Linked DNA regions of Homo sapiens: region 1 is linked to region 2. Evidence: chromatin contacts called from ENCODE Hi-C or POLR2A ChIA-PET data. All regions are on one chromosome and are shown on one strand. Each heading gives the region's core, a stretch centred on a gene start or an enhancer-like site at or near the end of the contact. The rest is flanking DNA. Distances are from core to core; before and after follow the strand shown. Region 1 holds the start of KLHDC10 (kelch domain containing 10). Region 2 holds the start of SND1 (staphylococcal nuclease and tudor domain containing 1).

Region 1 (4,246 bases), core at 1,220-3,719, 2.4 Mb after region 2:
TTAGTAGAGACGGGGTTTCACCGTGTTAGCCAGGATGGTCTCCCTCTCCTGACCTCGTGATCCGCCCCCCTCGGCCTCCCAAAGTGCTGGGATTACAGGCGTAAGCCCCCGCACCCGGCCATTGTATGTATGTATGTATGTATGTATGTATGTATGTATGTATGTATGTATGTATTTTTGAGACGGAGTCTTGCTTTGTCGCCCAGGCTGGAGTGAAAATGGCACGATCTCGGCTTACTGCAACCTCTGCCTCCCGGGTTCAAGCAATTCTCGTGCCTCAGCCTCCCGAGTAGCTGGGATTACAGGCACCCACCACCACGCCTGGCTAATTTTTTTGAATTTTTCGTAGAGACCGGGTTTCACCATGTTGGCCAGGCGGTCTTGAACCCCTGACCTCAGGTGATCCACCCACCTCGGCCTCCCAAAGGGTTGGGATTACAGAAAGTGTTAGGATTACAGACATGAGCCATCGCGCCCAACCAAAACTTTATATGTTATTTTCTTATTTCATCTCTCCCAGTTGATTAATTAAAAAGTGTTACTTAAGAATCTACTTTGGCTGGGCGTGGTGCTCATGCCTATAACCCAATGCTTTAGAAGGCCAAGGCAGGAGGATGGCTTGAGGCCAGGAGTTCTAGACTAGCCGGAGCAACAAGGCAAAACCACCCCCTCATCCCCACACACTGCCCTATCTCTACAAATTTGCTTTGCAAATTGGGAAAACAGCATTTCATAGGATTTCTGTGAGGATTAGACAGGTTAAACATGTAAAATGTGTAAGACTGCATTTTGCCTATATACATAAAAAACTGGCCAGACGCAGCAGCTCACACCTGTAATCCCATCACTTTGGGAGGCCAAGGCAGGTGGATTACCTGAGATGGGGAGTTGGAGACCAGCCTGACCAACATGGTGAAAACCCATCTCTACTAAAAATATAATTAGCAGAGCGTGGTGGCACATGCCTGTAATCCCAGCTACTTGGGAGGCTGAGGCAGGAGAATTGTTTGAACCTGGGAGGCAGAGGTTGCAGTGAACCGAGATCATGCCTCTGCACTCCAGTCTCGGCGACAGAGTAAGACTCCGTCTCAAAAAAAAAAAAAAACAGTTAACATATATTAATTTTGGTTTTTATATTTTAGAACCATAGGCTTTTTTTTTTTTCAAGTCTCAAACATTTTCATAAGCAGCGTGCTATGGTGCTAGTGACTAAAACATTTCTGCCTACAGGGACTGGAAGTAGGAAAACAAGGAGGCAGTGCCAGTGGCGACCAGAAATTTGCACACCAGGTACAAAGGGTATTTGTCCTCAGCTCCAGCAGAGTTTCTTTTTTTTCTCTGCAACCATGTAAGGTTCTTCTAATGCAAAAGAAAAAAAAATCTGTCACATCTAAGGACCTTGAAAAGTTTTGTTTCCCTTGAGGAATTTGATATGCTTTTTCCTTATCATTCAGAAACATCAGTGTATAGTATGTTTTCCCAGTCTGCATTGCGCCCAGTAAGTTTCAAGCCAAAATTTCTGTTTAATTTTGGAACAATAGAAACTCCTGATCGGCACATTAAAAATTTTCTTTGATCTTGATCTTCCATACCCGTTGCTGCCTTTTATTTAATTTTACATTTCCTCTTGATTATATATCTTCCAAGCTGATTAAAATTTTCTACTAGCCAAAAGGAGTTTGAGCGAACAAAAATATTTACAGAGCCATCAGCCATCTATGAGAATACCTTTTTCTTGGCATTCCACACACTGCCAGGTGTTATTTGAAAAGTCTTTACTGATGTAATAAACCAGAAATGGTTTCTCATTGGGGTTTTATTTTGTATTTCTAAGATTACAGGTGAGAGTGAACATTTTCCCATATTTGTTAACCAGGTTTAAAACTGTTTGATTGGGACGTGGCTTATACAGGGACAAATGCAGCTAAGCCGACTGAAAGACAAATGAAACCCAGGAATATCTGGTTCTTACATTTTAGCTTTGACTCCGCCCCTGGGTCCCCTCACCTACCCGGACCCCAAGCAAGCCCTTTGTGTGTGTCAACCATCAGTGAATGGGATCTCAATCTGAAAAGCTGGCAGAATACCGTCTTGCCCCCAAATATGTGTATTATGCGTATATCCAGTGTCTGATTGCAATGTTTATGGGAAAAAGTTCCTGAATCCTAACCAAGACTGAGGCACTGGCCGTCCCCGGGAGTCTTTCCGCAGGCGCGGCCTCTGACACTCGGTCTTCGATTGGCCCGCCTGGCCCCGCAGGAGTCGGGGTGACGCCGGCCAGCCCAGAGCGGACGATGAGAGCTAGGAGTGGCTGCTTCTGCCTTTCTCTCCCCCTACTTTTTTTTTTTTAGCCATAGCTATGGTTACCACGTTTCTCTCCGCCTCCCGCCACCTACCAAGAAAACGACTGACCATTGGCTGCCTTTCACCAAGGCGGTAAGTCATTGGTCTCTGGTGGGACCGGGCGCTGCCCCCTTCCCCTGTCTCCTGGGTCTCTGGAGGAGCCCAGGAAGGAGGCTCCGCTGGTTCCGCTGGGTCAGGCGCTGACGGGACCGGGCTGCGGCAATCGTTAGCGGGTCATGTCGGCCGCCCAGGGCTGGGACAGGAACCGCCGGAGGGGAGGAGGCGCCGCCGGCGCTGGTGGCGGAGGTAGCGGGGCCGGCGGGGGCAGTGGGGGCAGCGGGGGTCGGGGGACTGGCCAGCTCAACCGCTTCGTGCAACTCTCCGGGCGGCCGCACCTGCCAGGTGAGTCGTGGGACAGGGTCCTGACCGCTTGCGGGCGGGAAGGTGACTGCTACCTTTTCTTTTTCTCCCTGGCTTGCTTTTCCTTGGGAGGAGGAAAGGCAGGCCCCACGCATAGCAGAGGGACTGGGGATCAGAGAAAAGGGAAGGTGTCTTTGAGGTCAGGGAGGGAACAGGAGCACAGCGAAGAAAAGTATCTGTGCTCTGTTGAAAGCTCTGTGCTGAGAGTTGTGTTTTCTTTTCAAAGGAGAGGCCACTGTCTCATTGACATTTCCAAATGTTTCGGTTACTCGATTCCCAATCTCTTCCCCTTCCGCAGTTTGATCTTGTAAATGAAAGACATTGGCGCCTAGCTGTGGGAAATTATTTCAAAAAGGGTGCCAAGTTAAGGAGAGAAGAAGGAAACGCATTCCAAGGAGTGATTTTGTAAAAACTACACGGGGCGTGTGTGTAAGAGGCATTCTGAAACGGAAGAAAGGGGTGGGGGAGTGTTGGCTGGGGAGTGTATGGGAAAGAGAACCTAGAGGATTAGGGAAAACTAGTTGGATTATTAATATTTTGGAATGTTCAGAGACAGGATAATGGTGTCTAGGTTTTAAGGGGAGAAAGTGAAGATCAAAAATATACTTAGTGACACAATTATGCTGTGTTTACAATATAAAAACAACTGAGAATTGGAAAAATGTACCCAATACAATTATTTGACATTTTGGTCTACAGTGCCCTAGCCTTGAGTTCAGATGCTTTTGAAAACAAAATAAAATCAAGTGGATATGTATGTGTAGACAATTTTAAAGAGGTATGTTTGTAATTGAATATTCAATCTAGTAGAAGGAAGGTAGGGAATTAAATAATGCAGAGAACGTCAAATATCCCACTGGGCAAGCTTATTTTTACTATGAAAAGAACTATCAGGAATGATGTGTTAATTATTCATCGTGTTTTTTGTGAATAATATTGATTATATTAGTGATATATTTGTTTAGCTGATGAGTTTTGAGAACATGATGAATTGGTTTTTATGAATTGTGCTTAAGACTGTACCTTATACTTCTAGTCAAAAATTATTATTTGATTAAATTGAAGATGACAAAGGGAATTTAGCACATTTAATGAGACAATTGCTTATGTTCGTGATGAGGTTGTTGATGTGTGCTAGAAATGTACATTACCCCATTTATATGCATTAAATCGAGGCATTTGTAAGTAGTCATATAATATACCAGAAGTTGGGTTTGAGACGTTAATATCAGACTGGGCATCCTAGAATTGCTAAATATACGATCTTTAACATGAAAAAGAAAAAAGGAGCAATCTTTTTTCTTACTCCCAATTAATAATAAAAACTTAGATTTTTGTGTATTGGCAGCTTAGAAGATGAATCTCTTAGCAAACACTGTCACCAGTTTGCCCTCTACTACCGCAATCTTTAGGTCTTTGATCACGGATTAATTATACCATGGGCTTCAAGTAGGCATTCCTAGGTTCCTAGAACCTGCTTGGT
Region 2 (4,512 bases), core at 376-2,875:
ATTGAAGTATTTCAGGATTATTGGCTGAAGACCGTGCACCAAGTGTTAACAATTTCAATGAATGACACGGTAGAAATAGGGGTACGGTAGATAAAAAGCCACGAGATAGAGAGGGGTATAATCTGATGGAACCAACTTCCACAGAGGTTTTTTTTTTTTTTTTTTTTTTTTTTGGAAAAGGGTGGCAAATTAGGGATCTAAGAAGGTGACCTCAAAACTTAACCCTGGGATATGTTTAGTGTGGGAGAATAAACTTACAATCTTTTAAGAGAGCAAGGGGCCATGCACTGTGGTTAATGCATGTAATACCAGCACTTTAGGAGGCCGAGGTAGGAGTATAGCTTGAGCCCAGGAGACCAGCCTGGGCAACATAGTGAAATCTCAGCTCTACAAAAAAAAAATTAGCTGGGCGTGGTAGCGCGGACCCGTGGTACCAGCTCCAGCTACACCGGAGACTGAGGCAGGAGGATCGCTTGAGCCTGGGAGTGTCAAGGCTGCAGTGAGCCGTGATCGTGCCCCCGCACTCCAGCCTGAGCGACAGAGCGAGACTTTGTCTCAAAAAAGCCACAAAACCAAAGAAACAAAAAGAACTGCAAGGGAAGTACTGTCTTCAGTGTAGAGCCAAGTTTTACGATTAAATGACATAACACATGCAAGGTCCTTGGTTCCACATAGTGGGCACTCAACGAATATTAGTTCTCGCTAAACAGTCACTTAAATATTTGTAGGCCTTGGCTTTCCCGTTCCTTCCCCGACCTTTTTACTGGGGCTAGGGAAGGTATCCGGTGGCTGGAGGCGCTTCACACTGGGTCGGGTGAGAGCGTGAAGCGAGCCTTTTCCCTAACGTCACGGGAGCAGCTGGGAAGAGACCGAAGAACGAGGGTCACTCTCCCCTGTATACGTGGCATGTCCTTCCTCTGAGACATTTATTCCTCCCACCAACAAACATTAATGGAACGCCTCACAAGTGCTAGACCCCAGCGACACAAACAAGGGCGAGGCACACTCTCTGACTACAAAAAGGGCGCGCGGCCGCGTGGCAGGTCAAAGCCCACATCGGTAGGAGGTTCCACAAAGCTCTGATTTTCCAAGTTCTCTCCATACTTTTAGCCAAGGTAAAATGTCGGAAGTCGAGTGGAGCGGGTACGGAGATTCCTCCAGGACTCTGCCTGCGTGGCTCCACCCTCCCAGGCCGCATTCCCGGGTACAGCGGCGCCCACCTAGGTGGGTATACAAGTGTGCGCCCCTGAGGCCAGCGGGGAAGGACGTCATGGGCGAGGTCAGGCGGGAGGGCGCGGCTGGCTCCGCCCCTGGGGCTCCCATGGCCCCCCGCGCCCCGCGGCCAGATGCTGACGTGTCCTTTCCTTCCCACTACACCTCCCGACATTACCTACTCCGGCTGCCCCGGAAGTCCCGCCCCATATTTAGCCCATCCTTGCAAATCAACTCTTTCAGCGCTTCCTGGAACTCACCACCGTTTTGGGGACCAAGAGGCGGGGCTCCGCGAGCAGGGTGCCTATTGGCCTGAGGGCCGGCGGGCTCTGGGCGCTAATTGGGCGGAGGGCGGTGGCGCTCTGGCACGCTTGCGCGGCGAGTAGAACGTGTGGCGGCGGCGGAGATCGCGTCTCTTTCGCTCCGTGTCCCGCTGCTGCTCCTGTGAGCGCCCGGCGAGTCCGTCCCGTCCACCGTCCGCAGCTGGTAGCCAGCCTGCCCCTCGCCTCGACTCCCTTTCACCAACACCGACACCCACATTGACACCTCCAGTCCGGCCAGCCGCTCCACTCGTTGCCTTTGCATCTCCACACATGGCGTCCTCCGCGCAGAGCGGCGGCTCCTCCGGGGGACCCGCGGTCCCCACCGTGCAGCGGGGCATCATCAAGATGGTGAGAACGGGCCCCGGACACCGACCCCTCTGCCTGCCTTCGGGCGGGAGTCAGGCATTGACTCCACCTTCCGCCAGCCTGCTCCATGTCCCAGATCCCCTTTCCTCTGCCCCCTTCCTCACTTTTCGTCGATTCTCCGAATCCTCTCACTAGACGGAAGCAGACACGGAGTCCCCTTGTTCCTTGCCTCCCGGACACCTTGACATCAGGGGTCACAGTGATTTCCGAGGTTGCGGCATTCGGATCTCCTGTCTGTTTACCAGGACAGATCGATTACTGATTGATTAACAGAGACAATTCGTTGATATCTGTCCTCCCATCCCCCGTCTTTCTGTTCATTTTGACATATGCTGAGTAGTTAGTAGTTTTTCGAGATCCTGACATCGGCTCTTCTCTACTAGTACTTGGCCATCATGAAACTTTTCTGTTCCCACAAACGCTGTTACTTGACTCCCAAGTTTTCTCACTCTGTGGCCCTCTTTTCCTCTCTTTCCCTCCACCTCTTGTGTCGACCTGAAAGCTCCTGATCTTTGTGTACTTTTGACTTCTAAAAGGTTAGGCCGGCAAGAATCTTAGTAATCATCATTGTTCTCCCGTCCCTTAAAGATAAGGAGATAGGCTTGAAGAAGGCAAGTGACTTGCTTAAGGTCACATGGTGGTTTGGGTTGGAGCCATAGCAAGAGCCCAAGTGTTCGGATTCCTGGTCTAGTGCTCATAGCACTATAGATTCTGCCTGATTTTATATACCCTCAACTTTTTGAAAATTCTTCAATTTTGAATTTGAACCTGCAAAGTTTATTTTTACAATTTACTCCTAGCTCCATGATAATTTGATAATATAAATTCAGTTTATCACTTGCCCCCAGTTGTCCTCCCCAAAACCCTTCCAAATCTTGGAACCTGACATTTCTTGGTTTTACCAATTTTCTGGTTTATGATGACTGTAAACTTCTAGATGTCGTTTCATACTGCAGTTCTGACATTTGTATCTGCAACAGCAAATATCTTTTGTGATACTTTCTCCCAAGGCTCCACAAGTTTTGCTGTTGTAGAAAGTTTTGAAAAATTCTATTTTAGGCCTGGTGCGGTGGCTCATGGTGGTAATCCCAGCACTTAGGAGGCCGAGGTGGGAGGATTGCTTGAGGCCAGGAGTTGGAGATCAGCCTGGGCAACATAGCAAGACCCAGTTTAAAAAAAATTCTATTTTATTACCCTGTTATCTTTCACAAGATTAAAATGTTCTGCAGCTTATGTGTGTGTAAAGCTGATTTTAAGATCCCCTCGCCCAATTCCCATGTGCTCATTTCTTAAGGTAATAGTCTGCCACCAGCCAAGATTCTTGGGATTTTCAGTACTGCCTTTTCCTTTTGTTTATGTGTAATGGAGGGTCAGAACTGATCTGAAACTGAATGAGAAGAGAATTTCCAAGATCCGCATATATTTTTCCTCTGAAATACTGACCTGACCCATGAAAGGATTATCCTAAAGTGGCTCTTCTTTCGTTAGCTTTTTCATTTGCACTGATCTTCTCTTCACCATAGGAACAAAAACATCTCTTGGCTCTCCGGTGTTGGGTTTGGCAGTAAGAAAGAGTGGATCTTTCTGAGATTTCTCCTTGCTGAGGTTTAAATTGTTCTTAAAGGTCTCTCTCATTTGTGGAATGGGAATAGAATGAGGCTGAACATAGTTTTGTTTCCGCCAATGCTGGAGGCTTTTAGGGCATCTGGATTCTGTGCGGTGACTGCCCACAAATTACCCCCATGGATACTGAATATCACCAATTACTTGTTTATTGTCATGTCTTGTGCTGACTATTCTGCTCATATTGTCTCATTTGTAATACCTAACAAGTAGATAACGATTATCAGCCACATTTTATAGATGTGTAATTTGAGGTTTAGAAAGAATAGTTAACCCAAGGACAGGTACCTTATATTGGTAATAAGAGGCAGAGCTGAGACTTGAACCCAGGCCTGTCTGCCACGGCACATGCTCTTCAATATCATGCATGATGTCTCTGACTTCATGACTCCAGGGTATTAATTTATAACATGGAGGGTGGGGCCAGTGATGCATAACCACAAATTGCAGGAAAGTGAAGCTGTCTATAATTGAGAAAAGATTAGATGTTACTCCTTGTCTTGTCTGGGAGCTGCTATTATGGTAAATGACTTCATTTGGTGCTTATGGTCTTCACATAGGAGTATGGTGTGGAAGATGATTGAGTCTGGGTAGTGGCATATACAATTCAGTGATTTGAGCCATCTGTACTGAGTATAGATTGCACTGCCTTCTCTGACCACACTACAGGGGTTGGGTGAGTTACAGGCAGGGATTAGGGGAGGAAAGCTGAGTGAACTGCAGAGTGACAGGCAGATTTGTGCCAGGTTTAGAAGCCTTGTCTGGAATGAAAAATTGACCACTGGCAAATTGCTGTGTGTGAAGCTCTTCTGCTAAGCAAAGTTGTATTTTCCTGTAGAGTAATAGTTTCCATTGGTACTAGGAACTGCTTTGCAAGAACTCTACAAAGGAAGATGGAGCTCTGTGACAGATGAAAGTGAGAAAGAAATAGTTTGATGAATAGGAAAACAGGAGACACTACTTTTCTGCCTTTTGGGAGAGAGGTAGA

Evidence for each region. Hi-C counts contacts between places; a loop is a spot of excess contacts on that map. ChIA-PET counts read pairs that join two places held with the same protein, here RNA polymerase II (POLR2A). Pooled maps may share reads with other maps.
Region 1: a map of naive thymus-derived CD4-positive, alpha-beta T cell shows a loop between it and region 2 (12-fold over the local background). The contact joins the promoter of KLHDC10 here to the promoter of SND1 in region 2. A Hi-C loop is called at or near these places in 1 of 168 maps with a recorded cell type or tissue (naive thymus-derived CD4-positive, alpha-beta T cell) and 6 of 50 pooled maps. POLR2A ChIA-PET finds 5 or more read pairs at or near these places in 2 of 52 experiments (activated CD8-positive, alpha-beta memory T cell and activated T-cell).

What each region holds. Positions count from the first base shown.
Region 1 is chr7:130,068,065-130,072,310 of GRCh38, forward strand. KLHDC10 (kelch domain containing 10) reads left to right here and starts at 2,470. Exons shown (of 10, transcript NM_014997.4): 1 at 2,470-2,745. The coding sequence starts at 2,580. RefSeq lists enhancers at 1,985-2,184, 2,215-2,404 and a silencer at 2,505-2,674.
Region 2 is chr7:127,650,569-127,655,080 of GRCh38, forward strand. It overlaps SND1 (staphylococcal nuclease and tudor domain containing 1), which reads left to right and starts at 1,626. Exons shown (of 24, transcript NM_014390.4): 1 at 1,626-1,883. The coding sequence starts at 1,806. SND1-DT (SND1 divergent transcript) reads right to left here and starts at 1,264. Exons shown (of 2, transcript NR_186577.1): 1 at 1,105-1,264. RefSeq lists a silencer at 1,175-1,424 and enhancers at 1,222-1,840, 1,665-1,844, 4,052-4,111.